Linked DNA regions of Mus musculus: region 1 is linked to region 2. The links are chromatin loops, found by intact Hi-C in ENCODE. Cell type or tissue: left cerebral cortex. All regions are shown on one strand. Links, peaks and the distances in the headings refer to the core of each region. The heading gives the core; the rest is flanking DNA.

Region 1 (16,408 bases), core at 3,259-11,258, 60 kb after region 2:
TCACAAGCACCAGGTCTTGCTGAGGAGCTTGACTTCCCATCAGCCTTTTCTCTCTGCTGCCCTCCCCCTCCTTGCTCTCTCCGCGGCTCCCCGGAGCTCCCAGGCTCCTGGAGCTCCCTGGATGCTTTTCGCCCTGCTCCCACTCGCTCTTCACCCGAGGGCCTCTGGGATGAAGGTCAGACATCTGCTTTCCATCTTCCCCCACTGTTTAGCTGAAGCCGGGCGGCCCAGATTTCCCACTCATAAATCATTGCTCATCTGGACCATGCTCGGCCACGCAGCGTTGTTTACTCAGCGAATCTCCTTTTATAGAAGAATGGACCCCTCCCTCCTCCTCTTTCCACCCAGGACTGCCATCTTCTAGGCTGATCATTTTCTCAGCCAGCTTTAGAACAATGGAGAAGAGAATTCATTTTAGTCTGGCCTTTGCTTTGACTATTCTAAAGTTAGAGTTATATCACACTATAATAAAAGCCCAGAGAACTCAGGAAGTATTGTATTGTAGAGGGAGCTAGGATACTTGGTATTTTAAAATACAGAAGTAGAGGGGCAAATAGTGAGAGCAGCCATGTGCTAGCTAATGCTAGGGGTGTCTGTTTCCTTCGTTCTTTTGATGACCCTAAAATCTAGGTGCTGTTAGCCTTATTTTACAGACAGGGAAACTGAGGCAGGAAAGGCTAAGGAACTTACCAAGACAGCTAGGCTAGGATTCTCCTGTAGCAAGAAGCTATCCTATATTAAAGTCTGGTTTTTCAGCCCCGGATTCAACTGCCTTTTTTTTTTTTTTTTTTTTTTTTTTTTTTTTTTTTTTTTTTTTTTTTTGTATCTTCCAATGTAACATTGTCTTATTCTTTGTGTCTTCAACTGTAATATTGTCTTATTTCCCAGATAGTGAAGCAGAAGCACTCAGGTGTAAGGGAAGCTGTGGTGGCCATTTCCCAACTCCTCTAAAGTCCTTATTCCTGTGTGGATCTGTGCTGCTGTATGATTTCCAGCCGATGCCCACAATGGCCTCTACTTCCTCTAATGCAGAGTTTAAACTTAGAAAAATGTCTGAGGATAATGGGACATTCAGCTCAAACCCAAGCCCAGCTTCTCCTCTGCTAGCTAGCTCTTGCCACCTGCTCCAGATGTGCAGGGCAGGGCTTCCCCATCCAAGCAGACAACATCAGCTGGGTGTGATACAACCCAATACAGCTTTGAGACCATCTGCCTGGAGGAGGCCTCTCAGGGCTTTGTCCCAAAGACTGCTTCCACCTCCAGCTGCTGGCCATAAGCCCCATTTATGTGACCTGAGCTCCTGACCCACCAGCCACCAACCGGCTCCTCTTCCTCAGACTCATTAAAATCACTAAATGGCTCCCAGAAGGTTCAGGGGCTCCATTTACTAATTCAGCACAGAGTGAGGTGAAGGAGAAGAGACATTCTTATCACAACACTACTTTATTTCCACATTTCATAGCTGCGTGGAGAGAGTATGGGTTTTCTTAACAGCCTCACATCATGGGAGAAATAATATGACTGTCACATAACGCTGTTACTAACCACTGGCCTGTCACTCAGATGTTTTTTGCTATAGTCATAATGTTGGTCGCTTGAGAGGAGCCCAATTGTAAATGTAAATAATGAAGGCCAAAAACGTGGAGTCTTGTTCTATTCTCAAATCATATTATTGGCAGTTAACTCATACGTGAACATCCAGTCGGAGTTTTTCATATTTATTCAGAACTAAATTTTGTGGATTGGGAGTTGAGAAGAAAAGACGGGTTAATAAATCTGACTCTTGTAATAAAGCTCTTAAAAGTTACCAGCTGTTACAGAAAGATCGGCTGTTGGGGGATAGAAAGATGGCTTGGTGGTCTAAGTTTGCTGCTAAGTCAGAGCTCATGCAAATGCAGGTGGGTGTGGCAGCCTGACTGTGAGTCTAGTCCTAGAAAATAGAGATAGGCAATGGCCAGAGGAAGCTAGTGAGAAGAGCCCTAGCAGCAAGCTCCAGGGTTGGTTGAGAGAGGTTGTCCTAATGAATGAGGTGGAAGGGAGATCAAGGACGATTCCCAGTGTCAAGCTCAGATGTCCATGCGCACACATACCCATGTGTATGTGTGTATATGTGTGTGTGTGTGCACCCACATACACACTTATGTCTTTGCACATGCAAATGTTCGTATCCATACATGCACACCACACCAGCGCACATAAAAATGGGAGGAAAAAGATTCTTGGGCACATAAGTGACCATTAGTCTCACCACATCACTTTCCAAACCCAGGGGGAAGGAGGGGGCGGAAGTCTGCAGAAACCAGAAACTCCAATGTCCCAAGAGCTCATTACAAACATTACAAAAAGTCTTCAGCTTTTCAATACAACAAAAATGTAGGCTTTGCTCTCAACCCCCTCTGCAGGATAGCAGGTCTCTGTTCCGACTTTGGACTCTGTATGTTTGGTAGGAAGAACAACAAAAATCTACAAGGATGGGATGTATGTGGCACTTGGCATGTCACCCTGAGGCAAGTCAGCTTAAAATAAACACAGGTTCTGTGCATGTATCTGCAAAAGGCTGGAAAATGGTGTGGTTTTGTGATGCTATGATGAATATTTATTTTGGTTTCCAGCTATACTACTTGGCACATAGCTTCCTCTTCAAGACAAGTGATAAATGACAATTTCTCTTCTGTCTCAGAAGTGGCTCTAATTAAATCATCTGACTTACTATCATCTGATGGTAGAAGTTACTTAGAGAAAAGAAAATGTCAAGCTTACCTCCTACCCCAGCCTATCCTTAGAGCTGTGATCAGAGGAGCAGCTCCACAGTAGGACTTCTGGGTGTGATGAGTGGTGTGTGTGCATGTGTGCACATGTATGTATGTGTATACACGCATGTGTGTATATGTATGTGTGTATGTATGTATATATATATGTGTGTGTGTATGTGTGTGTATCATATATATATGATGTGGATGGATGTGGATGGATGGATGGATGGATGGATGGATGGATGGATGGATGGATGGAGAAAGCTAACCAGGTTGGTTCTTTACTAGACTCTAGACTAGAAAGTTGGCTTTATGCCCCTTACCTAGAAATTGCTTTTGCATTAATCCACACACACAGCTGACCTGATTAGGCTGGGAAGGTATTTAATGAAAACTCGGTGGCAGTGGCATGGCTAATAAGTTTATTTCCTATCTTTCTTTGTGGAATTGTGAGCAAAACATGTACTCATTCTGGTTAGGGCACCAACCACAAACCGAAGCATCAGTTCCCCTGAGGACTAACTTGGGAGGCCAATGGGTCCAACTGGGTTTACTTACAGTAGCACAAGTGAGGGGTTACCAGAACACAGGCAACTTACAGGAGGCTACAGCATGGAGGAGAAAGAAAAGTCTACCTCTCTCTCTGCCCAGTAATCACTTACTGCCTTGGTATCTCAGGGAGGGGAGGGGCTTCATGTGCCCTTTCACTAGGTACCCCCTGAGTGATCTCTCAATCTAGTCAGAGTCCTGTGTGGGTAATCAGAGCTGCTCTGATCTCAAGAAAGAAATGGCCATACTATGCCCAGAGGACAGGGAAGGTATGGCTTCTTGTAATAGCTAAATGTTGGAGAAATCTCTCAGACAACTCTCTTTATCAATAACAACTGTCTTCTTGCACCAGGTAGGGAACTGATATTTTATTTTCAATATTTCTAGAACTCAGACAACAGTATTTCTGTTGTACACACAACATAACCTGATTCCTGACTCGGAAAGGTGGAACTATCCCAAATGCATTAGGAGTTTTAGCTATTGGCGTAACAAACAAATAAACTTAGTGGCATAAAAACACACAATATATCATTCTTCAGGTTTGTGAGGCAGAAGTCTGAAATAAGTCCCAGTGGATGAAGATTAAAGTGCTGCTGGGAACTTTCTAGAAGACAATATGCCCCTCTGTCTTCTCTTCTCCTGGGAGCTGACACACTCCTGGCTCATGCCTCCGGCCCCAGGTTCAAAGCCAGAGTGCAGCAGCCCAAATTGCTCCAGTACCATATCAGGCTCTGGTCTCCGTCCTCCATTTTCCACGTTTACAATAAAGTACGTAGTGACCACTTATGTGTACAGACGCATGTGACCATGCACATGCCTGTGAAGATTAGAAGTCAACCTCAGGTGTCACCCTCAGCTGTTCATCTTGAAGCAGAGTCTCTCACTGGAACTGGAGCTGATGAACTGGCTAAAATGGCTGGCCAGTGAACCTCCAGGAGTCTCCCATTTCCATCTCTAAATGTATGTGCCAACATGACCAGCTTTTCTACTTGGACTCTAGAAACTGAACTCGTGGCATGCTTGCACGGCAAGCATTTGGCCAGCTAAGCAGTCCCCACACCCCTATTCTTCCACCTTTGTTGTTACATCATCTCCATCAGATAGTTCAAGATAAATTCAACTCCATTTTCAACCTCAAGTCCCTATGCTATGTAACATGACATGTTTACATACAGGTCCCAAGGTCTGAGATAGAGGCATCTTTGCAGGGCCATTCTTCTATCTACAGAACCCAGATCACAAGGCTATCCAGTGGCAGAGTATAATCAAACACAAGTCTAACTTCAGGAGCCACCAACTGCTCCATTCTCCTGACTCTGTCTGGTCACCCAGCATGCTGCTCTTTTGCCCTGTGACTTCTGGGACACTTCCAGCACCCCTGCAGCCCAGGCCTCTGTGTTCTTCAAAGCTCAGTATGGCTTTCATCTCTACCTTGGAGCGTTTCCTGGGCAAACTTGGCTGCTGAGCCTGAAAGTCGTATGATGAAAACTCCATCTGGAGTCTCCCCTGCCTCATGGTGACAGTCTGGACTAGAATCTACTTGGCATAAAGCACACAGCCAAACTCTGGGCAGTCCCGCCCATTTCCTACCGGCATCCCTGTGCTTTCATCCCTTAGGCCTAAGGAGAACAAGGAAGGTCTTTCTCCCACCAGAAAGCTTTGCACATAGACAGAGGATGGAGCCACAGGCTCCTTCCTGCATCTTCTCTTTGTCATGTGGAACCTTACTCTCAGAACACATTCTGGCAGATTCCCTACACCTGGGCACAGTGTCCTCCACATACTATTGATTCTGTAAAGCCATACAGAGTGGCAGTCACATAGACATGTTCTAATCAGCCTTCCTCCTGGATACCTCACCATTCTCTGCATGAGATCAAACTAGCCTTCTGTCTGGTTCATTGTAGACTAAGTTCAGTCTGTATGTGTTCTGATTAAACTGGGTCAATGTTGCAGTACACTAGTGCCATCCTTCATCCTATAGTGGGAGGTAGATCAGTTGTCTATTTTAATCAATCAATCAATCAATCAATTAATTTTGAGACAGGGTTTTTACTTAGGTTTCTGTTGCTATTATGAAACACCATTACCAAAGCAACTTGAGGAGAAAAGTAGTTGGCTTATGTTTCCATATCATTGTTCATTGTTGAAGGAAGTTAGGGTAGGAATTCAAACAGGGCAGGAATAGGGAGGCAGGGACTGATGCAGAGGCCATGGAAGGACACTGCATACTGGCTTTCTCTCTATGGATTGCTTAGCCTGCTTTCTTTTTCTTATTTTTAAAATTTTATTTATTTTATCCATGAGTGCTCTATCTGTATGCCAGAAGAAGGCATTAGATCCCATTACAGATGGTTGTGAGTCACCATGTGTTTGCTGGGGATTGAACTCAGGACCTCTGGAAGAGCAACCAGTGTTCTTAACCACTGAGCAATCTCTCCACCCCTCAGTCTGCTTTCTTATAATACCTAAGACCACCAACCCACAAGTGGCACAACCCACAATGAGTTGGGCTGCCCACACCAATCACTAAGAACATGCCTAGGCCTATAGCCCAATCTTATGGATCCATTTTCTCTTAACCTCTGAGCCATCTCTCCAGCCCATGGATCCATTTTTTTTTTCTCAATTGAGGTTCCCTGCTCTTGGATGACTCTGGCTTGTACCAACTTGACATAAAACTAGCTAGCACACAAGGTCTCATTATGTAGCCCAGGCTAACCTGGAAACTCCTTGGGTAGACCAGGCTGCCCTCAAACTCCTAGAGCTGAAAGCAGAGGCAAGTGCTACCACATCCGGTCTGACTTTTATAAATCAGGGTCCTTCTGTCCAGATCTCATCCCTTTTTTCTCAGCTTCATGGCATCCATCCGTGAGAATATTCTCTCTGCCTTGTTTTTGTCCACAGCACTGAATCAGGAGCAGAGCTCGGCAACCCACAACCAGAGCTCTGGCTTAGTGAATCAGGGATTCCGCTGGTCACCACTAACCAGTCAGTAATACACCTCACTGCACGGCCTCCACACACAGCTCCCCGCTTGGCTGCATCACAGCGTCAGGAACTGTCAGATGCCCTAATGGAGAACAGATGCTGTAAAAAGCAACCACATTCCCAGGGCCATGCTTGCCAAAGGAGGAAGTGAGTTCTGTGTGCAGTGGCCACTGCGAGTGGAGGCAGTGTTCTCCCTAGATCTTCCACTAAGCACAACGGAGATAGAGATGACTTCAAACAAGTCCTGAATTCAAGATGACACTTGGCTCCCTTGAAGCCTCAGATAGAGAAGCAGAAAAGACGAGTTCTGTTTTGTATGCCTTCGGGCATTCGGGAGCACTCTTGGTTTTCTGCAAATAGCATGAGCTCTGTATCTGTCCTACGTGTCTCTGATTTAAGGTGGGCATCAGTGGAGCTGAGCTAAAGAACCTGCGTGGTGGAAACTTCCCTCCAGTGCTGTGTGTGGGGCGACCATAACACTATCCCAGCACACCTTCCATGACCCAGGCTGCCCTGTCTCAGACACACCACACACCTTTGGCAAAGATGGGACAATTCTAATCAAAATAACTTCCTTAGGTTCTAGGGGAGGTTGATGGAGGAGGTATGGATGGAAAAGATTTAAATACATTGTATATACATGCATGAAATTTTCAATCAATAAAATATTTTTTAAATGCATCATATGCAGTCAGCTCTGAAGTTGCTGACAACGCAAATGGTTGCAAATGGTATATGGGTGATCTTGAGAGAGCCCCTGTCCTGCTTTATCTTTATAGGACAAGTTCTGTACTTCACAGTTCAAATTACTTTTAGGAAAGTGCTTAAGTTATGGCTCTAGCATTTGGCGGCGGGGGCGGGGGGGGGGGGGAGGGGCAATGTTGCCAAGGAAAAAGGTATCCAGAGATGTTGACAGGACATCTCTGCTCACTTCCTGCATGCCCAGGCCTGCACTCAAAGCTGAGGGATGAGCTGAAGCCGAGTCCCTGGTCTCAAGAACATCTGATGGGGGACTCTCACAAGTGGACAGTCACGTCTGCCAGTCGATGCTGCTCAGTCACCAAAGAGAGAAACAGAACATGGTGTGGCTGTGTTTTCTCAGCCTTCCTCTGACCACACAGAGCAGCTGTTGGATGTGTTTGAAATCTGGTGATGTGTGAATTCCTCGCTGTGCTTCTCTCCATCTGTCTGCCTCCCACCCATTTCTCTCCATCCCCTCTCTACATGTATAGCCTTGACAGTTAGTCTGAATCTCTCAGAACTTGATTCCTCCATCTGTGCAGTGGGCTTATTGTGCCCTCCCTGCCTCTTTAATGAAGCCTTCATCATCACTGTATCATCTTCCCTTTGTGCCCTCTTCATGGGCCTGCTGGGAAGTAAAAGGAAATAATGTACGTGAAATTGCCAACCCAGTGCCAAGGCTAGACAGCAGGGTTTCTATGGCAAACACAGCAACAAATACTTTCCTAGAAATGAATCATGGCTAATTCATACAAGTTTCCACAATGGCGGTGGATGCTTTTGATCTCAAGCTTAGCCTTCGTCCTTATGGTGTCAGAGCAGTCTCTAGGTCACGAAGTCCACGCATCTGGACTACAGTTGGCTGATATGCAATTGCTGTGGAATAATAAATGGAAGTTGTCCAGATTTTCAGAAATAACATTCTCCACACTAAAACATATCATTTAAAAGTAGAGACCAGCAGAACGGCTCGGCAAGTTGGGCTTAATGACTTGAGTTTAATCTCCAGGACCCACAAGGTAGAAGGAAAGAATTGATGCCTGAAAATTGTCTAGTGGCATGTGCGCTCCATCAAACACATCTGTGCTTGGGTAAACACACACACACACTCACATGCACACTCACACACATGCATGCAATACACATACACATGTTCACACACACACAAAGAGAGAAAGAGAGATTGGTAAAACATTTTACTCTTTTTAAAAAGTATGTATGAGTGTATGCCTGCATACATGTATGCACACCACATATATGCAGTGTCCAAAGAGGTCAGAAGAGCAATTGGATCTCCTGAAACTGTAGTTTCAGTTTTGTGCTACTATGTGGGTTTGGGGATCTAATCCCAGGCCATCTGCAAGAGCAGGGGGTGCTCTTAACCACTGAGCCATCTCTCCAGCTCCAAGAGACACCACTCACTCTTTCTCTACTTAATTTTAGAATTATTAATATTTTATGCATATGTGTCTGTGCCTACACGTATCTCTGTGCCACACTTCCATGCCTGACATCTGTGGAGACCAGAAGAGGGCATTGGCTCTTTTGGAATCAACTGTGAGTCACCATATAGATGCTGAGAGTTAATCCTGAGTCCTATGGAAGAGCAGCTAGTGCTCTTAACCACTGAGCACTCTCTCTAGCTCTGAGCTACTCAGCCTTAAGCTAAAGACATTAAGCAAAGGATGTATGTACACAGTAGTTTCCAGCCCCACTATCAATATTTCTAATATCTTCCATAATAAAGGTAAGTGTTCTACAGTATGGTGGTGGATATACTTGACTAAGAACAAGTAAGGGGTGGATTAAAGGATGAACTGAGAATGTGAGAAGTTAAGGACCTGCACTTGGGTTACTAACAGAGCCATTAGAACCCACTGAGAGACATCAGAAGGACCCAACCCTATCTGAGGTTGTGTGACTGAACGGGAAGCATTAATAGGAAAACTCACTGGAAAGGTCAACTGGATATTAATATACGTTATTAGCATTCCTAAAAGGTTTCCCTTAAGTGATGAGACCTGTCTGATGAGAGCAGTTTAGTGCCTTGATTGACAGCTGATAGGCCCTTCCCAGTGCCAGGCCACAGGCACAGTTCTAAGGATCAAAACCACAGCATTGACTGGGGTGTGTAGGAACAAAACCAGATCCATTGTGGCTGCTGTTGTCCCCACAGCTCTGAGCCTGTGCTCCTGGTGTTTCACTGGGGGGTGACAACAGGGATCCCAGGGAATACTGTTTCACTGAAGCCTCAGTGAGCAGCCACCATGGTGACAACTTGAGGTGCCCGGCCAGCTGACCCACTGGGTCTTAGAAAGGCATGCACTTTACAATGACTATGATTGTACTCAAAAGAGGCCACATCCTCGCAGTCAGCTCGAGAAGGGTGGCCTGGCCTGCAGTTTTACTTCTAAGCTTTCTTTGTGCTTCTTAGTTCATGAAAAACTTTTCAGCATTTGCCCTGTATCGCAGAACAGTCTTCTATCTGTAACCAGTGGCATACTCAGAATGCCCACCTGCAGTGGGTAAGGGACTGCACGTTCTTTTCCTTGCTTAGCCCACTGGACCTTCAAGCAACTTGTAAATCCTCGTGATCAGTTTATAAAACTCCCTCGACCCTGTCATGTGTGCAGTCTTTATGTAATGGGCACAGTCAGTGGACCATCCCCAAGCCAAAGACTCAACGTTTAATACTTTATAGACAGGAGACCACCCACAGAAGCCTGCCCTTGGAATTGAATTTTAACTCAGTGCTTCTAAAACCAGAGTTTGTGACCCAGTGTCCCGAGGTCCATATCTGCCCAGAAGACATTTATTTGGCTGTAGTGTGTTAAAAAAAATCTTTAAATGTGACTCCCTCCAAAATGATAGAAGTATTCCACTCAACTCAAACAACAGAAATCCATACAGCCACACCCTTCCTCTGAAGTTCCTCCTCTGTGAAATCTGCCTGGCTGTTAACACATTGAGACCTGTGGCTCTACCTAAGCAACTTAAGTGGGGCTCAGGGGACCCCGAAGGACTGAGGCAGGATGGTCATGGTAACCAGAGAGGCTGCCCTGGCTGCTGAGAGTTTTATTTAGCTAGTCCACTTTTTATTTCACTCACCCAGCATTGACATAATCTGGCAGAAAGGTGACGTCTCCTGGCTCTGGAGTATAAGGAGGTAAGAGACTCATGCTTGGGGAATTCCGGGAGGAGGACTCTGAGATTCCACGCTGGTGCCATTTCTCTAACACCAACGATCAGTTCGAGCTGGGGTGAGTAATAGCTTCTGCCAAACAAGGGCATTAGCAGCATCCCAGCGAGACATCCCTATATTCAGTCGATGAAAACCGGCTGCCGCTATTTTTAGCCGTCCTTACTGCCACGCTGGCAGAAGCTCCTACTCAATGGCTGGCAAAGGGCTCCCCACGTGCAGGATGGAATGCAGAGACGGAAACACTCCCAGGGGTAGGGGACAGTGCCTGCTCCCTTAAAAGGCACGAGAAAGCCCGTGGACTGTGAGTTACGAATATGGACCCCAGATGCAGACATGTTCCCTGTCAAGAGTTCCTTGGGACACCAAATTCCCTGGAAACTCCTTATGAACATGCTTATGAGGAAAGCAGTAGTTTGCTTTGAAATGTCAAGAGGGACAACACTGAGCAGCCATATCTGTGATGCTCTCTGCCCAAAGGCAGGGCCCCTAGATACATTTCCTCCAGGCATTTATTTTTGAATCAAAGCGGTGCAGCCAGTTGGTCACAGTTTGCACAGATTTAGTCCTCAGTGCCAGATTTCCCCAGGGTAACCCCACAGAAAGCAAGCATTTGGAAAACATTCTGAAGGAGAGAATAGAATAATAGAACCAGAACAGAATTAAAATGTCTTTATTGTCATCCTTTATTCTGAGAAATAGTGCAAAGTGTGTGGAAATAATGCAAAGTGCTGTCTCTAGAAACGGCCAATATTTATTTATTTTGAAGCTATGTCTTACCTCGAGTAGTATATATCCCTTGAGATGGGAGATTCAGCAGACTATTAGGGGTAAGTGACAGGTAGGCTCCCTGTTGCCATAGCCCTCTTTGGCTTTAAAGAAAAACAAAAGTAATTTTTTTTTCAGACAAGGTCTCTTTATGTAGTTCCTGGTTGTCCTGGAACTCACAGAGATACACCTGCCCTGTGTCTGCCTCCCAAGTGCTGGGACTGGTCATGTGCCACCACATTTCCACACTTCACAAATATAGATAGATAGATAGATAGATAGATAGATACATACATACATACATACATACATACATAATACATATACATACACACACATATACATGCATATATATATATATATATACACATATATATATATACATATATATATATATAGAGAGAGAGAGAGAGTGCGTGTGTGAGTGTATGTATATTTGAGGTCTTTAGAGTCAGATTAACACTTAACCACACTCCTGTCTTCCATTCTGTCCAGGGTTAGTTCTGGTCTACACAATAGTGAAGACCATTAGAAAGTGAACAGAGGACAAGATGTGTCTGGAGGGTGTGCACAGGTCCTCCAGTATCCAACTCCAGGGGCTGGTCAAAGTCAGAGTCAGTTGGTAGACAGTCACATAAAGACTTGATCCTCCTGCTCCCCAAGGAGGGAAGCACAGGGGATTCTAAAAGTCCTCAAATCTAGTACCTCAGGTGTTCCCTTCAACAAAATATAAAGTTTTATTTCTAATGCTTTGACTTCTTTGGAAACTATCATGAATTTGGTAGACTAAAGCTTGGTCCACTGGATATGCTAACACAGTTTATTAGATGGCACAAATTGTTACATCACAGGTGTGCACACGAGTGCTCACACCAGTGTGCTCACAGACACCCTCAGCCTAATTCTCTTTTCAGAGCCCTGCTGATTCCCAGAGTTGTCTGGGATTCAGGCTTGCTTGAGCCAAAAAAACTACAAATCATGTTTTTTAAGATGTATTTATTTCATTTTATGAGTATTGTTATTTGCCTGCATGTATGTACATATGTATGTATGTATGTATGTATGTGCAACATGTGATGCCTTATACCCCCTGAGGTCACAATAGAGTGTTGAATTCACTGGAACTGGAGATACAGATCGGTGTGAGCCACCATTTGCTGGAACCTGAACCCAGGTCCTCTGCAAGAGCAGCGGGAGCTCTTAACCTTGAGCCATCTTTCTAGCCTAGCCTCCAGTCATTTTTTTTTCTTAATGCCTGGCTTAGGAATGACCATGGGACCCACTTGGGTATCAGAATGCCACCTCCTGGCTTCAGATTTCCCTTGGCTTTCCATCAGATTGCATTAGAACCTGTCTATTCTTTCCCATTATTGAAAAAGATGTGAAAACTCTTGCGTGGCTTTCAGCAACAATGGGGGATGCTCAAACAATGGGGGATGCTCAAACAATGGGGGATACTCAAACAATGGGGGATGCTCAAACAATGGGGGATGCTCAAACAATGGGGGATGCTCAAACAATGGGGGATGCTCAAACAATGGGGGATGCTCAAAAAATGGGGGATGCTCAAAGACCAGGATCAGTTCCGGAACTAGATGGGAATCAGGAACCTAGGCATCCAGAACCACATCCAGAGTTCACATCACAGAGAGGTTTTAGGCTCAGTTACTACATCTGGCATGAGCATGATTCCTTACCAGTAAACTTTACTGGTGCCAAGGGGTGGAGTGTCAGACACACAGCAGGTTTTGGTGCTTCCTCAGAGTCTTTACACAGCATGGGGACCCCTTTCTTTCTTCTGAAGGATGAGCAATGTAGTCTCTCATCATCTCCATTCTGTCTCCATTACCATTTCTTTAGGTTCATATGCAACGTGACTGGTCAGTAGCATGTGTGACTCTCTCTTCAGCCCACCTCTGAATTCTCTTGTGTCTGTGGTGTGTCAGATGTCTCTAGCTGAACTGTCTACCTCCGTGGTCCAGATCCCCTGCCTCGACACCCAAACCCTCTCCTTAACAGTGTTGTGCAGGTTCTCTCTAACAAATGGAGGGAGTGGGCATCACCAGGTTAACCACCAAACAAAGATCTGAGAGTAAACAGGTAACACTCAGCTTCCTGCTCCTTGACCCACTGACCCCAGCTCCCCAGTGGCTGAGTGTGACCAAACCTCAGCTGCTCTCAATGTGCCTATGCTGACTTTCTCACACACAGACTTGCTGCTCAGTCCTCTGGCTTTTGTCATCCTCTATAGTTCTCTGTAGAAAGACTGGATGAGAGTCTGCTTCGGGCAGACTGTTTGACACAAGGCCTCTTAACCCACTAGACTGAACAGAGTAGCTATCAGACACATGCTCTAACCGTTAGCCTCCAAAAGCAAAAATACTTTTTTCTTGGGTATATAAGTGCCACCAATTTCCTTTTGTCGTGCTATTTTTGTTCCCAAGATCTCTGGAATTTTTTTTTCAAATATTGGAAATCCATCTTTTTTTTTTTCAAATACTGGAAATCCATCATTCTCTTGAAATCAAACACATGGAGCTAATTCCCTCAGCAGATACCCAAATATCTTCCATCAGATGACTGTGCTGGCCACAGGAAGGTTTTCCCAGACACTTCTGACTCCAGGCAAGAGCACAGTGTCTATCCTCCAGGCTGAATAATACTTAAGAGTCGTCCTCGTTAAGCAACTCCCTGGTCACTGCTCATCACTCCCTACCAGATGCCACAGCTAGGCTGTATGAGACCTCTCCTCTGGTCTTTTGCTCCCTAGCAACTGAGTGACCACACATAGGTCCCAGAATTAATATGTGAACTGAATCCAGGTGGGGCCTCAGTGGCTCAGGGCAGGTTAACCCTTGCACAAGATTCCAAACAAATAGCAAAGATCCCCTAGGAGTGCAATGGACCTTAGAGTAGCTACTGGACCCTGGCAGCAAGAGAGGATGGGACCCCACAGACAGCATGGAAACTCAAACCAGCAAGGAAACAGAGAAGGAGCAAAGCAAAGAGCTTTCCCTGTACTAGACTCCACCAGCTATGTACCATGATCATCCTGCCTGCCCAGCCCATAGCCCATCATCCCAACACCATGGCCCACCACCCCTGAACCATGGCTCAACACCCCAGCACCAGGACCCATGGCTCCTCAGCATGGCCAGACATGGAAGCTCATAGAGAAGTCAACACAGTGGAGGGCAGCACACTGGGCTGTAAGAGGTCCTCAGTCCAGGTCACTTCCCCACAAGCCAGAAACACATTCCAGAGCAGCCTGCTTCTCCAGGTCCTTCTGAGGGAAGCCAGAGCAACTTGGCAGGATAAAGAAGGTGTCAGTGGAAGGACAGGGAAGGGTAGTGATACCCTGTCTGAGAGAGGAACAGAAGGTCCAAGCAAAACTGATAAGAGGGTGAGCTTGGCCCTGGTAGAAGATACAGGATGCTCTAACCTCAGCGGGACAGCTGAGGCCTCTCAGGAACAACAGCTGGGATCACTCGGGGATCATTATTCACTGGAACTCTGGGAGAGCTTCTGGGCTGTGATGATTTGTGTGTGACATCATAGCTGGGTGAACTGGGCCACTCTGACATTCCGAATAATCATCCGCACAGCTAAACTAAAAGCTTCCACTGAAGAACTTTACCCATGATGCTGTGTGTGAAGCATCTGTGGCCATGCCACACCAGCTTCTAGGACAGTTCATGGCTTCTGTGCCTTAGCCCAGTAGACATCATTTTCTTTTAGAAAGAGAATCCAACACAGGAAATGCTCTTTATTGCCAAGTCAGAAGCTGCCCCATAGAGACAGAGGGGACACTAGTGTCGTGAACATGTCAGGGATCAAGAAAAGACACAACACTCATGCAGTCTAGTGAAGAACAGTCCCAGGGAGTGAAGAATTACAAGAAGTCGGGGATCAGGAGGAGTGCTGCAGCTCCCCTCAAACTCTCCCAGGTCTAACCAACACAAATAATCCCACAAATGTCTTGAATCTATCTGCTGTGTGGGAACTTGTGTAGCTCTGCATCTGTTGGATCAGAATGAAGCCAGAGCTACCACACTGGTGTTTCATCAGGTGTCACTATCGGCTTCTCTGAATTTCTGCAGTGACCTGATGACTGTCTGTGACTGTGCAGTCCTGGCATTATGTGACCCATACATGGCCACCCAAGCGTCTTTCACTGTCCGTGGGCTTTCCATGCTGCTTGACAGATCACATTTCAATGAGCAAAGCCAGTCTTCTTGTACCACCCAATGAAGCCTGCAACCTTTCCACCATGGACCTAACCAGTCTTGCTACTCCTTTGAGGATCCTCCATCTTGGATTTCCTGCTGTGAAGAACACTGACCCTACATTTCCTTCTTGTCTGCCTCCTTTACTTCCTTCAGTATTTAATCAGTCACTTCAGTGAGTCCTACAGAGATCTGATGATGTAGAGATGACATCACAACCCGGCTGCCACTCTGTCCCTTTCCACACACAGTCCCCACAGTTATCCACCCCACCCCCACAGCAGCTCATAATTGCTCATCCTCATACATTTCAGGGGAGGGATCCAAGGTTCATGTGTTCACCCATTTATCCTCCAAGCCCTCAATAGCACACAGAATCAGCACTGTGCCTTTTGAATTGATTGTAGCATCTGTCAACTGTCTTTATCTGGCCAAACATCTCTATGGGTAGGAAGTTCCACACAAACTTCAAATCTCGGGTAGATGAGTCCACCACTCTACTTTGGAATGTGCACTAGATGCAAAGCAAGTTTGGTATAGATACACAGAAGAAGTCAGCTGCTGGTTAAGGGAGGCCACTTATAGTACACAAGGAGTTTTGTGGCAAAGAGATTCTCCTTCCAGCAGACTACATCTCTGCACATTCCAGGGTATAGATGGACAGTATAGATAGTCAGGGTTTCCCTCCCATGAGAATACCAGGGCCCAACTCTATAATAACAGAAGATGAATAATAAAAAAGAAGCCTGCCATAGTGACTACCCTCAGCACTTCCTATGTGCCAGCAATTTATGAAACTATCTGTTTTCTTTGGTTCCATAAGAACTGCATCTCCAGTACCCACCATGCATTTAATGCTTTCAGAAATATGTGGATGGATTGATGGATGGATGGATGGATGGATGATGTGACAGCTTGAATTGTCAACAACCTAGAACTACCTGGGAAGAAAATCTCAGTTGAAGGATTATTTGCATTGGGTTGGTCTGTGGGCGTGTTTATGGAGGATTGTCTTAATTAACTGATGTAGGAAGACATACCCCACTGAGGGCAGCACCATTCCCTAGACATAAGGTCCTTACATGTGTATGAATTAAGCTGAGCACAAATAGTGAACAAGTGGGCAGCCATGCATTCATTTCTTCCTACACATCTTGACTGTAGATGTGATGTAGATA
Region 2 (16,408 bases), core at 3,395-11,394:
GAGGCTTCCAGCAGAGCTAGCCAAAGAAGGCATGAGGAAGAAAAGATGGACTCATATCAGCCTGGCCCAAGGTCTGCACTCTCCTTTCTTCCTCTCCCCGTTCAGAGTACATATCTACTATTTCAATGGCACCACATAGTGTCCTCCATGAAGGAAACTTGTGGGTTGACCCTATGCAAACAGCAGAGAAGTGATGTGTCACACATAAGACATCCCATAATGAACATGCATGACAACCAGGTAACACAGGCAATGAGTTACAGCAAAGGCCAGAATCTTCTACACCAGGACTAGTGCCAGAGGGAACAGACATCTCAGGGAACCCTTGAGAATTTCAGTAAGTTGAGTAGGTATGTACCTAGAATGTTGGCCAAAGGCCCCTTGGGTTAATGCTTGGTCCCAAATGTGGGAAGCCACATGTGCCGTTGCAGGGTGGCGCTGGCTTCCACTGGCCACCACGCATACATAGGCAGTAAAGTTTTTTTGCCAAGATGAGGTTTTGAGAATTAACCAAAATTAACCAATCAGATGAGAGAGAAGTTAACCAATCAGATGTGAGACATGCAAATAAGGTGGTAAGCATAACCCATGCATAGCCAATCCGGGTGTGAGACATGCCTCACCTAGGCCTATATAAGCAGCACCAGTTCTGGGCTTGGGTCTCTTCACCTCTGCAATCAAGCTCTCCCAATAAACGTGTGCAGAAGGATCCTGTTGCAGCGTGGTGCCGAAAACCCGGGAAAAGAAACATCTTTGGGCATGAGCGAAGACCCCCTGCTACAGGGAGGATTCAGAACTGCATCGCGGGGAAGGAGCGGTTAATAAAGTGTTCCCATAAAACAGACTGCTGAGTAGGATCCGACTGCGTGGATTCAGAACTCTTCAGCTGAGGAACGGTGGTACCAGTAAGTCTCCCAAATTGATCCCCAGGTTAAAAGGGGATATGTTTTTTAAGAAAAAGGAAAAGAAAAGGGAGGAAAAATAAAAGGAATCAGTGATAAAGAAAAGGAAATAGTGAAGGAAAGGGAAAGGGAAGGAAAGGAAGGAAGGAGAGAAGGGAAAGAGAGAAGAGAAGGAAAGAAAGGATTGAGACGATAAGGTTCCCGGTTTTGGGACAAGTTAAGGTTCATGAGTTATGCTTTTTTCTCCCATTGACCCTTTGTGGGTAGGTCTGATAGTTTTGGTCTTGTTTGTTCTGATATATGGACTCTGTTACTGTTTGAAACTGTGTGTAGAGGCAGTCAAGACAGGTCAGAAAATCCTTACAGAGCAACAAGAAAGTATGCCGGAAGAGGAGAAGGGCTTAAAAAGAAAAAAGAAAAAGAAAGGAGACACAGTGTTATCAGGTGGACAGAAAGGACAAAATAAAAGAGCCGAGGTGGAGGAGGAAGGTGAATTCTGTGCTGACGTACAGCTTAACTGCCTCCTATACTGTGGCTCAAGTAGAGGCCTTGAATAGACACTGCATGACGCCATCTGATTGGGCAGTCTTGGTGAAGGCATGCCTTTCACCTGGGCAGTATTTAGATTGGAAAGCCTTTCTTATTAAATTTGCAAATGAACAGGCAGCGGCTAATACTGCTACAGGAAATCCAGCATGGGATAAGGATATGCTGCTTGGTCAAGGTTGCTTTGCACAACAACAGACAGGATATCCAGTGCAGGTGTTTGAGCAGGTGAATCAGATTGCCATAAGGGTGTGGAAATCATTGCCCACTGGTGTTGATGGTGTTGACATGGGCAAGAGGGTCTGTTTGTGTGTTTCCCCAGGATCACCGACAACAGCTGTGGGTCCCAGAACAGCTGACCAGAGCAATTCAAAACAAGCAGAGCTATGAGGACGTTGATTTTCCTGTGGCTGGGGGTGCTCCCTCTAGTGAGAACTGAAGAGCTCTGTGTTCCTGAAACCATGCCGTTGACGCATTCGGGTGTTTCCTCAATTCTTTACATCTAATGCCAGATTTTAAGCCTTAATGGAACTCGAATAGAACCCATCATTGTTGGCAATTTTACCTCTTGGTTTACCTCTGCTTTTTCTTACTTTAAGGAATGGGTGGGAGTGATTTTGTGCTGCCATATACTGTGGACTGGTGTTCATGCTCTGGTTGGTATGCAAATTCAGAACCCAACAAAAAACGTGACAAGGTGATTATAACTCAGGCACTTTTAGCTATTGAAAATGGCGCCTCCCCTGAAGTTTGGTTATCTATGCTCGAGAATTAGTCGGCATCTGAGTTCTCTGCTCTTGCACCTCATGGATTTATGGATCCATTGCACTGGAATGAGAGAGACTCAACGATCATTGATCAGCCCTTGCACATCGCTGAGGTTTCCTCATTGCACGCGATAGGGTGATCATGATTTCCCCACTAATTCATTTTTTGGCTGGCCTCTTTTGTAGAGTTCACCCTAGGTCATTTAGCAGTTACTGTCACACAGCACTGCGGTATCCAGAGATGGGCAACTTTCCTCATGCATAGACCAACCTAAGACACAGGGCCTGGTGGCGATAGGGTTACCCTATGATGGGTAAGGCTGTGACATTAGAGGAACGACCTAAAACAGGAGCCACGGAGGATGGACATAATTGCACAGGCCTAGACCAGCCTCATTTTATTAAAACAAAAAGGGGGAGATGTGGGAAGCCACATGTGCCATTGCAGGGTGGCACTGGCTTCCACTGGCCAGCACACATACATAGGCAGTAAAGTTTTTTTGCCAAGATGAGGTTTTGAGAATTAACCAATCAGATGAGAGACAAGTTAACCAATCAGATGAGAGACAAGTTAACCAATCAGATGAGAGAGAAGTTAACCAATCAGATGTGAGACATGCAGATGAGGTGGTAAGCATAACCCATGCATAACCAATCCGGGTGTGAGACACGCCTCTCCTAGGCCTATATAAGCAGCACCAGTTCTGGGCTTGGGGTCTCTTCACCTCTGCAATCAAGCTCTCCCAATAAACATGTGCAGAAGGATCCTGTTCTTGCTGGCAAGTCAGGGCACGCGCAAGACCCAAAGATGGTTGTGCTGCTCGGTTCCCACTGTCAATGTGACTGTATTTGGGATCAGCTAGGTGGCACACTTCTGGGTGTGTTGCAATTCTCACGGAGATTTTTTTCTGAGGAAAGATGACCCATCCAATGAGGGTCTGAATCAACTCACAGGCTGAGGTCAAAGTCTAAACAATGAGAAAAAAAGAAGACAACAACCTGAGTTCCAGCATCCATCTTGACTGCAGACTGTGACCAGCTGCTTCATGCTCCTGCTGCCATGCCTTGCCCACTGTGACATACTGTGTTTCCTCAAACTTTGAGCTGAGACAAATCCTTCCCTAGGTTACTTTTATCACTGGCATGACAAATACTATTATCACAAATACCAAGTAACAAATACCATGGACACCAGGAAGGGGTGGAATCTGTAAGAGGCTGGGCCAGCGGGAAGTCCTTAGGTTATGGCAGCCTGCCCTGGAAGGAGACACCAGCACTCCCTGGGTAATGATCAGATCTACCCCATGCCCTAGCCAGGAGCCCCACCCCAGGCCTGAGTGAATGAACTTACTGGAGTCTCTAAACTGTGAGCCTGCACAAAGCTCTCCTCCTTCTAAGTTGTAAGTAAGAGAGAACTCACTGAGGCACAGTGCACACAGGAGAGCCCGGCCTAGTGAGGCTTTTGGAGTCATTCCTTCCAGATGATTCCTCCGGGAGAAAGGGAAGTATCCTCGATACTGCTGTGACTCTCTTTTCTCTGGCCTGGAATAAACCATTATACACCATCTGGATGCAGAAGAACAGTAAAAGAGGCACAGGGTCTTTGCAGAGAAACATGACTGGGTTTCAGTCAATATTTCTCAGTTATGAGTTGTGATCTGCGGGCCTCGAGATGCTAAAAAATGTGACTAGCTTGCTGATCAAAATCTGCAGCATCTGTGAAATCAGATCCAAAAGCTGGCAAGCAAAGGGTTGCAGGGTTACGGCGTTCCATGCAAGCTCAAGCACCAAGATCGGCTCCATCTGGAAGGTTCTACATCAAGCATTCTCCATTAGGAATGTGCTCTGTGAGAGAAACCATGCAGGTACTGATATGGAGTACACACACACACACACACACACACACACACTCCCAACAGAGAGTCATAAACTTATGAAAGTTAAGCCCTATTTCCAAAAGAGAGACCTAGCCTTGCTCTCAGTTAATTTCTTCACACACCCTCATTTAACACACCCCTTTCTCCTCTAACTTACACTGAAAACCAGTTCAAAGGGGAATCAAGTTCCATCCCAAAGCCCCATGGAGACTAGTAATCACAAATGCATGCATGCATGGTCACTGTGAGAAATGCCCTGAACTGACAGCTGAAGTCGCCTTTTCATTGGCACCACTGTGGCCCTGTCTTTGGCTCAGATTCTACGCATGATCAGACTCCAAACCTCTCACGTATTCACGCAGCCAACATGTACTGAGTGCCACGCATCAGATTCCACTTCTGGATCTGTAGTTACAGCTGTGAACAAAGCAGACAAAAAATCTTGATCCCTAATTTCAGAGGGAGAGAGAGACAAGGAATAACAGAGGCCATCAGATTATTTTTTATTTAACAATATGTGGGAAAATATCATGGAGGAGAAATAGAGTCCCTCAAAAAGAAGGCTGCTATTGGCTCATGGGGAGCTCATAATGGAAACAAGGGGTTCTCCCAAAAACCTATAGCAGAGGGAAACACATCTTACCCCCACAGAACAACCAGTGTGATGGCCCTGTGGTGGAGGAGGCCTGGCTTCATCTACAGCAACCAGAAGCTGGCGTTACCAGAGGGGACTGATGAGGGAGCCTGGGGACCCAGGGGGTCATTCCTGATGCCCCCACTCAGGTTCTCAACTTTAAGCAGGAAGCCTCAACACTGGACAGCAGGGACGGGAGGGAGGGCCTCACACAGAAAACATGGAGACAAATAAGGTCTTTGTACCACATGACACCCTGGTTACTCATACATAATAAAAACGCCAGATTTAAAAAAGCAGAACGTTTGATTATATTCACCCCCCAAATCCTCCTGATTCCCTTCTGTCCGAGCCCATCCCATTCTGTGTGTCCTCTTTTTTCCCCTCCCCCCACCCCCATCAAATACAGTTTGTACTGCCTGGATACTCTTCGCTGTGCAGCCTTCTGTGAAAGCATGGCTGACCTCAGTTCTTTTGTTTGTTTGTTTTTGTTTTGTTTTGTTTTTGGGGGGAGAAGAGGTTTATTTCACTCACTGTTCCATATAATGGCTCATCAGAAGCAGTGAGGGCAGGAACTCAAGCAGGCAGAAGCCCAGGGCAGATGCAGATGCAGAGGCTATGGAAGAGTGCTGCTTACTAGCTTGCTTTTTATAGCTTGCTCAGCCAGATTTTTTCTTCTTCCTTCCTTCCTTCCTTCCTTCCTTCCTTCCTTCCTTCCTCCCTCCCTCCCTCCCTCCCTCCCTCCCTCCCTTCCTTCCTTTCTTCCTTTCCTTCTTTTTTTTTTTTTAAAAAAGATTTATTTATTTAATTTATGTATATGAGCACACTGTCAATGTCTTCAGACACACCAGAAGAGGGCATCGGATCCCATTACAGATGGTTGTGAGCCACACGTGGTTGCTGGGACTTGAATTCAGGACCTCTAGAAGAGCAGCCTTAACTTCTGAGCCATCTCTCCAGCCCTCAGCCAGAATTTTTAAAATATTTATTTATTTATTATTAGATGTTTTCTTTATATACATTTCAAAATCCAGCAATACCTCTCCTGGGCATATACCCAGAAGAAGTTCCAACTGGTAATAAGAACACATGCTCCACTATGTTCATAGCAGCCTTATTTATAATAGCCAGAAGCTGGAAAGAACCCAGATGTCCCTCAACAGAAGAATGGATACAGAAAATGTGGTACATTTACACAATGGAGTACTACTCAGCTATTAAAAACAATGGATTTATGAAATTCTTGGTCTCGGTCTTAAAGAAACAGGCTTTCCCCTCTCCCAGCAGCTGTCAATTTCCAGTAGTTGCTTAGCTGGACTATGATCAAAATACATTGACTCTCAAAGAACTAATAAAATGAGGAAAAGCGAGTTGCCTATTCTATTAGGGTTTTTATTGCTGTGATAAAACACTGTGACCACAGTAACTTATAATGGAAATGATTTAGTTGGGCTTATGGTTTCAGAGGGTGAAGATCCGTGATGGCGAAGCAAAGGCATGACAGCAGGAATGGCTGAAAGCTTACATCTCTGTCTGCAAGCAGGAAGCAGAGAGACCACCCTTGGGATAGTGCAAGTCTTTTATTGTGCATATTTTTGTATTGACAGGTGGTTTACATATATGGTATGTCTGTGGGAGGGATTTGATTGGTACGGTATGTGTATGTCATGTGTGCATATGTGACATGTATGTGTGTGACATGTGTGTTTACATATCTCTGGTATATTTTGTGTGTGTGTGTGTGTGTGTATGTGCATTTGTGTGGCTTATGCATGGTGTGTGGTATGGCATGAATATGGTGTGTTTCTGAAGTGTCTACAAGATGCATGTATTTGGCATGTGGGCCAGTGTGGGTGTTTCAGGAGAGCCATGAAGGAGACCACAGCAATCAAGAGAAGTCAAGGGTGTTTAAGGAACCATATCCTGACCAATTTGTTCTGTTCTACCCTGACTGTCCCGGCTTCCTGTGACCTCTTGTCTTCCACAGTGACATAATGAGAATCCCCAGACAGCCTGTTATTCTCACAGGGCTGAGGGTGTGGAGCTGGCTTGGGGCTCAGCCATGACCAAGTTGAATCAAGCAGGGAGACAGGAGGATGAGGTACTGGGTTTTATGGCAGGCCTGGAAGCTCAGCTGCTCAGACTTGGGAGACCCATCAGGGGGAATGACTGCTTTTCAAACAGATGAGAAATATGGACATGTATGATTAGCAGTAGTGGCCAGCAGCTGCTTCTCATCACTAGTTTTCAGTGAGGACACATGTAGCAACAGCTATATATCACTCTGTGGGCTCGGGACCCTGGGAAACACTGTATCTTAGAGACGTTAGTAACACAAAGAATGACTCAGGCAGGTCTGTGTTCTCAACACCTCCTCCCCCACACTGCTGATTTGGATCCTCCTGGCTGAGGACTCCACAGACACCACAGGGGCCTGGACATCTGCTGAGCACAGGACGGACGGGAGAAATTGAGAAGTACCCTCCTGCCTTTGAGGTTATGGGGAGGGGAGACTTGGAGCATAGGCCTTTGTGCTATAGGGTAATTCAACAACGGAAGTCTCACATTATTGAAATCTGGAGCCTTTTCTATTTCTGGCCTTGGAACGCTGCAGAATCCAGCATGTGGTGACCCTCATTGAAGAACCTTTTGGAGGCCGGACTGGCCAGCAAACTAGGGACGGCAGAGCTCTGTGATTTACTTCCAGCTGGACAGAGACTACATCACAGCCAAGCTATGTCCTCGTGCCACCTCCACCCCTTGCATCGGTTTTGCTGGGGCCCATCTGGCTTTTGTGGAACTGATCATACTAGAAACAGAACTGTGGGAGAGGCTGCAGAGGAGGGCTTTGCTAACAAGTTAAGGAAATCTCAGGCAAATATTCAGTTTATTTAGAGGCAGCCAGCAGGGGCAGTGTAAATTCAAAGATCAAATATGTATGTGAGCCTTTTCCATACCCCATAGCAACAACTATACATTACACAATACTCCTCTTAGTGTCCAGAAGTCACTTTTCTCAGAGCAAGCATCCATTCATGTACTTGACCAGAGTATAGCTTCTGCAACGTGGGTGGTACAGAGATGCTAAGATCTCCTGCTCTAGACAGAGACTGAGAAAAAGAAATGAGAAACACAGCCCAGGCTCACTGATGACTACACAATAAAATTTATGGACTAACTTAAGTAAAAAAGGGAAAGAAAAACCAACCCTACTACCTAGGCATCAAAATGCCCCTCTCCCTAAACAACATGCACCAAGGTGCAAGGAAAGAATACACAGAAATGAACTCAGCATCAGACTCAAGGTCCAGCAAGGTAGAAAAGAAATAACTCCCAAGGCAGGATGACAGAAGCAATAGCATCCAACGCAAGAGGATAGAACTGTAAAGAAATAATCTTCTAAAGAATTCTAGAATTAAAAACCATTAGCGGAAAGGTGGGGCTCAATAGAACAAGGCACCTTCTCATTAAGAGCAAAGTGCCCTGTTGGTTCAACAAGCAAGCACAAAGGTGGCCTGCATCTTAGAAGGAGCACCTGCTGCACAAATAAGTGACAAGAGATTAATGTGTGTGACAGGCACAAAGACACTGTCCTCAGTTCAACCCTGTGCCAAAACACCCCAGCCAAAAGCAGCTTTGCGTTGGTGACCTGTAGATTGGTACAATACAGGGAAATGCTGAAGACATGCAGAGCCTACATTGCCAGCAGCACAGCCTACCTTTGGTCTCCCAGGAGTGTAGACTTGGGAGTTATGTTCTACAAAGTTACCCTTGCTAGGGGAGATGAATAATGGTTTTCTCAGGCAAACACTAAGGGATTCCTGTCAGTAGACCCAGCCTAGGAGATGTGTTTGTCTTCAGTCAGGAACTGTGAACTCCATGAAGAAAGGAAGCGATGTGGGAAAGAAAGATAATGAGGGTAGAACAAAGTCCCCACCTTTCCACATCATATTCCTGATCGATTTAAAGATAACTGTGTAAATTGGTCATAGGTTCCAGCATGTTGGAGTTGTATAGTAGGTACAGAGAGGAGCTGGTGTGTGTGTGGCGAGAGCTGGATACTCTGCCTCAAGGTCCCTGAATTGTTATTTAAGGGTGGGCACCGATTGTTGAATATTTCATTATTGCAAACCCTGCAGAAACTATTAAAAGATTTTAAAAGTAGGTATGAACATGAGGTCACATAGCCTCACATGGACTAGAGGGAAGGAAGTGCTGCTTCCGAGAACATGGGTAAAGGTACCCTCCCCTCCCTTGTCCTTCAAGTGCAACAAAACCCCTGGGTGTTGTATGTGAATGTGTGCAAGCATGTGAGAACTCTGAATAGCAGAGAGATGACTGCACACTATCTAGGAAGTGCCATGCTCCAAGAATTCCTGGGGGTTTTGCAAACCTCAACTATCCACCTTGGTGCTGGCCACCCAGAAATTCCAGTGAGCACGTGAAAGGGGACCCACAGCAGGCAGCAAGAGGAAGCCTGGCAAGACAGAGAGCTGTAGTGAGCAATTGCTCTTCTGTGTCAGATAGCCAGAGAACAAATGGTGGTTCCTTTTCCCCATACAGCAGGGACTGAGTGGACTCATGCCTTGCACTGGCAGGGAATTCTCTAATGAATGTCAGTGGCCTCTATATAGCATACCCAAAGTCAAAGGACTTCAGTATGGTTTGAAAAGCAACTGAAGAGTTAGCTGACAAGGGAGACTGGCTCTGGGCAAGATCTAAAAGAACTCAGGGGCAAGGAGAGCTCAGGAGACCCCCATTGTACACACAGAAATACAGGCACATAAGGAATACAGAAAGTAAGAGAAATAGTCTTCCCCAGGGCCAACTGCTTATCTGATAACAAATGATCAGCCTGAAAAGATACAGGCAAGCAACATTATACAGACTCAGCAGGTTGTATATATATATAATACATTTAGGTACGTGTGTGTGTGTGTGTGTGTGTGTGTGTGTACATACATATTTAACAACAATTAAAGAAAAAAGAGGCCTTGAATTTGAAAGAGAAAAAGTGGGACATGGAGGGACTGGGAGGAGAAAAGGGGAGGGGGGTTATGTAATTATAATAGAACAGAATAACAATAATAATGACTTTTAAGGAGAAGCCTGGCATGAGGAGATTTAACGAAACCAGATTTCTTCTGTCTGATATCCAAGCACAATCTCAAAGGACAGTAAAGGAATTGAGAGGTGAGGCAGTCAACTGAGAGTCAAGAAGGAGACGTGGATGAGAGTCTTGCTCAAGACAGATATGAGGAAGAAGGATCACTTCAAAAATATCGTTGGAACATTTATAAATAAAATAAAAACTGGTTGTCTTTGACTCACTCATAATACCAGAATGAATTCCAGATGGGTAAGATATTCAAAAACAAAATATAAAAATCACAAAATTATGAGGAATGATTTTCTAATGATATTTTAATAATATTAAGGTAGACTGACTTCACAGCCAAAAAGTATAAAAGGGAAGAAAGAGATCCAGACACACCAAATTAGCAATGATCAAAAAAAAAAAAAAAAAACAGCTGAAAGGAAATACTAGTTTAACATTTTAAATCTTCAAGCAGATGCTAAGGGAAAATCATGGCAATTTATGGTAGACTGATAGTTAACTTCCTTAGTTTAGAAGGAAGTTTGAGTCAATAAAAAAAAAGGTGATTTACATAAAATAAAATAAAATAAAATAAAATAAAATAAAATATTAAGGGCAGGCCTTGAGAGGTGGCCTAGTGGTCAAGAGTACTTACTGCTCTTTCAGAGGACCCTAGTTCAGTTGCCAGCACCCACATCTGTCCTCCAAGGGCACTATGCATTCAACTGTTCAGTATCTTCACAGTTGATGTGGTGCTTGCTATCAGCTGAGGGCCCAATGGTTCATGTCCAACCAGCAGCATGCTCTATACCATCCTTCCTCCCACCCTGACCCAGAGCCGGTTTTACTGGTGCCTTGGATGTGCCTCAATGTGGGACTACCTCCACCTATATTAATTACCTCTACCGTTTTCATGCCACCAGCCCTCTCTTCCTGAAAGGGAAGACAAGGAAGACAAGAGGAGGCCTTCATCACACAGCAAGAGGAAAGTAGAGCTGGCTACAACACAGCATTCCCCCTTAACCCTTGGCCACCAGATTTCTTGACAATATCAGGCTCTGCTTGGAAGAGCAAATGGAGACCCATCTCACCATCAGTGACCCCTCCCTCCCACTATACCTCCAGGTTGTGCTGCAGCCCAGCTCTCTAAGCTGCAGCTCTGGAGAAGCCAGGTGCAGAAATGAGCTGGAGAGCTAACCCACTGGGCCAGAGGACCAGGGCGCAGAACCCGAGCCGGAAGCTGAGGGAACACAGGTAGAAATGCTGGGTCTGCTCACCTGGGCACACATTTCAGCTCTGTCCCTGCTGACCCCTTTATGTGCCTTGGGTCTCCATCTAGGAGATGAGATGACAGAAGGGGGTCACTCACAGGGACCTGGTAGGAACAGCCCAGGTTAGCTAAGTCATAGCTTCCTACTGAGTCTGTTTAAACCATGGCTTCAAAAGGAGGTTTGGTATCTAGTCAAATTATGGCTATTGGTTTTTAACAGATGCACATTTAATTCTCCTTAGCACTGCGGCTGGCAGCATGGGGAGCTCACCCTCATTTAGCAAAGCACCTGCATCTGAAAACTGAGCTTACTGACAGAGCTTGCTTACTTGCCCAGGGCAGGGCCTCTGCGTGTGACTCTATCCCCTCCGAAGGCAGGTGCTGCGCTGGCTGGAGGCAGGGGGAACAGCCACAGATGGTGCACTTCCTGTTTACAACGTACGGAGCAATTGCCATTTTGCTCAAGGAGGAAAAAAAATTATCTTATTGGGCAAAGAAAAATAATAGACCACAGGGATGGAGTATTACAATCCCCACATTTTTGTCTGATGAGAAGCCGATTGGCCCCTGCAACATTGATTAAACATCTCAGAAGCAGCTAGTCTCCAGATGATAAAAACCTTGGCACGACACAACTTTGTAGGGAAAGTTCATCCACGGTCAGGTTGGTGTCACCCAAACTCTTACATCTCGGTATGAAGTGACTCTAAACTGCAATGCTGGGGACACCTCTTTGGGCCTTACATTTTTGTTAGCGTGCAAACTGCCCAGTGAGAGCTCTCAGGGCTACTGTGGGCACCACCTCCTGGGTGTTCCTATCATTAGTGTCGGAGAACAGTGTCAAATTTCACAGGTTTGCAGTTGTGCGGTGTTCTGATATCTGCTTTCAAACGGTTCCTTCCAAAGTACAACCACCAGGGTGGGTAGCTGTGTTGGTGTAACAAGCTACAGCCAGAGCACGCACTAAATGCTTACACAGAATTCTAGGAAGACAGGACCCTTTCCTGTCCAGTGGCCATGCATAACTTTCATCCCTTCCTTTTTAGTCTCCCTCACATATAGACAGAGTGGTCAGCTTTACCTACCATCAGTCCCCATTACTCTAGTTCTGTTGTTCAATGTTTCTGGTTTGTTCTACAAACTGCAGTTGACATATAACCCAGCAAACTGGGCTCTCCCTCAAGTTGGTGCGTCATAGCTAGCCAGCTGGGATGGGGATGAATTGGTTCCTATCATCAGGTGCACTTGTAGACTTGACATATATATTTGTGTGCTCCTGTTACATGCATGCCCATGTACATGTATACACACACACACACACACACACACACACACACACACATACTTTCCTGGGATAGCCTTGACATGGCAAAGAGCCAAAGAAACTCATCTCCCCAAGGACAGCACTTGTATTAAAGCTTCATGATCAGATTCACCTTTGAGTGGCTGCCAGGGTCTCTGCTTGTCTGTGAAAAGTGGATTTGGAACTAAGGGGAGGGGAGGGCAGGGGAGGGGAGGGGAGGGGAGGGGAGGGATTATTCTTTTTATAAGAGCATTGTTAGTAGAGCTTATTAATGCTAGAGACAAGCAGAAAGAGGTCTAGTGAGGGCACTGATTCGAGACTGGGCCTCTGCAGCTGAGCAGGAGTCCATAGCTCATGCTTGTAGTCAGGTGTTCTATGATTCCTTGTGGCCAGGACCATGGGAAGGAGTCTGTTAGTCTGGGGCCTATATGAAAAATCAGCCGGAAGGGTGGGGAGAGCAAGAATCTAGGAAAACAAATGAATTAAAGAGCTTTACAAACCAGCATGGCCCTCGCTGAGTCTATGGCAAAGTTCCTGTAGAAAGAATGAATGTATTGATCTAGAGCCATGGTTCTTAACTCATGGGTCATAACCCCTTGGGGATCCAATAATCGTTTCACAGGAGCTGAGCCCCACCCAAAGATAAGCCTAACAAGACAGAAAACTTATTGGATAGCCTGGATATCAGATACTTATATTAGGATTCATAACAGTTATGAAGTAGCAATGGAATAATCTTATGGTTGAGGGGGGTCCCCACAATGTGAGGAACTGCCTTGAGTGGTTGCAGCATTAGGAAGGTAGAGAACCACTCGTCTAAGTGTATCATGGGTCATGCAGTCATTCTGGCTTTGGGATGTGGGTTTTATTACCAGTAAACAAGGATCATGGGCAACTTCTAGGTGATACTCTTAGGCCTTCTCAGAGGTCTGGGCTGGTACACACCGCAGCTGCAGGGCATGTGGGCTTCTGAGAACTCAGAGCTTCCCTTTTCCCCAGAAGAGGCCTGAGAACATTGACAACTGCTTGGCACAGAAAATCGCATGCACATGCAAGGAGGATAGGGGACAGTGCCAAACCAGAACAATGTGCCAGACCCTGCACTCCCAAGTGGGACCAACTGTGAAGCAGTACACACTCTACAAGCAGAAGCCAGGCTCCTCCCAGGACCAGCTTCCTGCTCAGTCTCTTCTCTGATGCTCCTCCTTCTTGCTGCTCAAAGTTCAGGTCTGCAATGCAAACATCACCACAACTTAGAGCAACTTAGCAGAGATTACACAGAGAGTCCTCATGAACCCACTCCTCCTTATTATCATCATCATCTTTTAGCCCAGTTCACCACGATGGCATCAAGTACTGAAGCTGTAAACTAAAGTCACCCTTGATTCACAGTTCTTGCTTTTTCCTAATGTTCTTCTCTTCCCAGATTCCACGAAGGACACCACGTGACCTCATCTTTCTCACCTCTTTCTCTCTCCCTGGGCTCCTACTTACTGTTCATCACTCAGACTCTTTTGGGTTTTGGCTCCGGATGGTCTTAAAGAATTCTCACCATGTATTTGGTGGGATGCCCCACGACTAATTCCTTTCTGGTGTTCTGTCTTAATCAGGTTGAGTTTCTGGGACTGAGAAGAAAGAACCGAAGGCAGAGGACCCTTCAGATCCCTTGAGATGGCACCCATCAAGGCTGCCCCGTGTATTTCCATCTCGATGTCCTATGTTTCACGCTAACCTCCACCAGCTGGCCGAGACAGGGTTTACCAGGCTTCTCTACTGTGGAGTTGGAGTTGTTTCTCTTGCCTTTCCGAAATACCCATGGACAGGAAGTCAACCCACTCCAGTGAGAGGAGAGCTAATCCACTTCCCCACTGATGAAACATCCATTTCAGAGCATTTGGAATCCTTTCAATGGGAAGTGTTCTTAGTGCTATGGAAATCGTCTTGAGCTTGTAAAACCCAGAGAGGGAACTTCCAAACCCCCAAAGGTCTGCCAGCCACCCCTGAGAACTACTGTTGCACTCAATGGTGGCTGAGATGGATGTCAGGAATCCGGGCCTTCCCTGGTGAACACTGTTGCTTGCTGTGAGAGATCAGATGAAACTCTCACCACTTGACAAGTGGGAGTGTGTTGAAGGTTCAGACACACGTTTAACTCCACCCTACTGAGGGGCAAGCAACCCAGGCTCACCAAAGTGCTTTGGAAGGACTAGGGAATACACCAGAGGAATGGGGAAGGGGAGACAGGACCATCAGCTGTGGCTAATTCATCATTGCTTCGGGGCCCATGCTGTACATCCCAATAACCTTTGAGGCTTAAGTCTGCAGAGACCGAATCTGGCCCTAGTGTGTAAGTGAAATATGTCCTGGACTGCACCAAGTCTCCCTTTCTCCAAGAAGGAATGAGAGCATCTCAATTTATAAATCAATGAGATCACATCTTTAGAACAGGAGCCAGCAGTTACGTAAGGTATCTGAGCATCTGAGTGGTTCATATCATGCAATGAATGATGTCAGCTATGCACCTAATCCAGGAGTCAGCCAGCCAGCTCTGTGTAGCTCTGATAGGCTTCATCTAGGTGTGTCTTTAGTCTAGATACATCCTTCATCTAGGTGCAGCCTGTCAGTGATTTGGTTGGCTTTTCCCACATATCTCTTAGCTACCACAACACTGGTTTCTGAGCATGCCTTCTGAAGAGTCAAAGGTGGCTCTTGGTGCTTACAAACACACAAACCAGGAGCATTAACTCCACATTGGGCAGGGTGAGGTCCCTGAAAAACAGAAAACAGGAACCAATAAATACATCCTTTACACTATACCTCCTTATGATGGCTATTCTGAGTCACATTATTTTTTCCTATGGCTTCTCAAAAGGTTTCATGGCTTTACATACAAGTCTCCCATAGTGTTGGCCAACTTACACAAGTATCTTGGGCTCATCACTTTGCTTCCTGGTTTGTCCTTAGAGACATGCTTCCCAGTGTAAGTGTGTCCCAGGCTTTCCTTTCTAAAGAACTCAGGTTAAGATAAATCAATACAGTGCCCTGACCACTGGGAATTCATTCCTTCAGCAAGTATAAGCACCTACTATGTATGCAGCATGGTAGTGGGCTTTCAAAAACTGGGGATCAGCAAATAAGTCATCACATGTGTGCATGATGTAAGAAGCAAAGGCTGGAACTGTCCGGATCCTGTATCCTAATCCAGGGACTAAAGGTGGCTTAGTCAGAATCAGACTTCTCTACCAAGCTCCAAGACATGTGTTTTTCCATAAAATAGGCAGGAAACACAAAAAAGGAGTCCTGGGGGAGACCAGGTATGGGGTGGGGTGGGGTAAGCAGAGGCACGGCATGCTCTCAGAACTGAGAGAGACCAGGCATGGCAGGGATGACTGAGAGTGACAGAAGATGGTAGGAGTGAGGTTGGTTCAGAAAACCAGGAACTGACCATGAAGTACCTAGAGAATTGATCCCACAATTGAAGGGGACCCAGATGAGTTTGGACTACAGTTAACATTCTGAGAAGATCACTTGGGCTGATTTGAATAGTGGGGCACATCTGTAATGTCAGTGCTAGGAGACTGAGGGAGGGAGGATCAGGACTTCAAGGCCAGTCTGGGCTGCATAGGGAGACCCTGTCTTAGCAAGGGATTGTGTTGGCTAAGGCTCAAGAACTACATGGTAGGCCAAGAACAGACAGAGGCTCAAGAACTACATGGAGGGCCAAGAACAGACAGAGGAGGCCTAATGAGGTGACTGAAGTGATCTGGGTGAAGTGTGCACATGATGTTCTCACTGTGGTGGATGGTAAGGATGGTGAAAAGAAAAGCTTGGGATGGGCAAAGATGAGATTCAGGCTGGGGAGATGGGTCAATGGGTAATAGCACTTGCTACTCAAAAAAAACGAGGTCCTGAGTTCAAATCAACAGAACCCACAGAAAAGCCAGACCCACAAAGAAGCATCTGTAATCCTGGCGTTCCTGCAGGGAGGTGGGAGGTGGAAAGAGAATCCTC

What was found. Hi-C counts contacts between places; a loop is a spot of excess contacts. Peaks named below come from ENCODE experiments on the same cell type or tissue, not always from the same donor. Only the 100,000 strongest peaks of a DNase experiment are listed, where the experiment ranks them.
Region 1: it touches region 2 in a loop (10-fold over the local background); 3 of 42 quality-filtered maps call a loop at or near these places.

The regions. Positions count from the first base shown.
Region 1 is chr1:90,744,007-90,760,414 of GRCm38, forward strand. It overlaps Gm41918 (a long non-coding RNA gene), which reads right to left. Exons shown (of 2, transcript XR_878401.1): 2 at 14,756-16,408. Among named protein-coding and RNA genes, the nearest start is that of Gm41918, 12 kb to the right of the region's middle. In left cerebral cortex, for the core only: no CTCF peak of the experiment used is centred there; DNase peaks (open chromatin) are centred at 4,790, 6,397, 7,458 and 10,391.
Region 2 is chr1:90,683,901-90,700,308 of GRCm38, forward strand. It overlaps Gm35332 (a long non-coding RNA gene), which reads right to left. Exons shown (of 4, transcript XR_878399.2): 2 at 13,536-13,626; 3 at 3,636-3,757; 4 at 2,945-3,183. Among named protein-coding and RNA genes, the nearest start is that of Gm35332, 12 kb to the right of the region's middle. In left cerebral cortex, for the core only: a CTCF peak has its summit at 7,627; DNase peaks (open chromatin) are centred at 7,099 and 7,539; H3K27ac peaks cover 834 bases.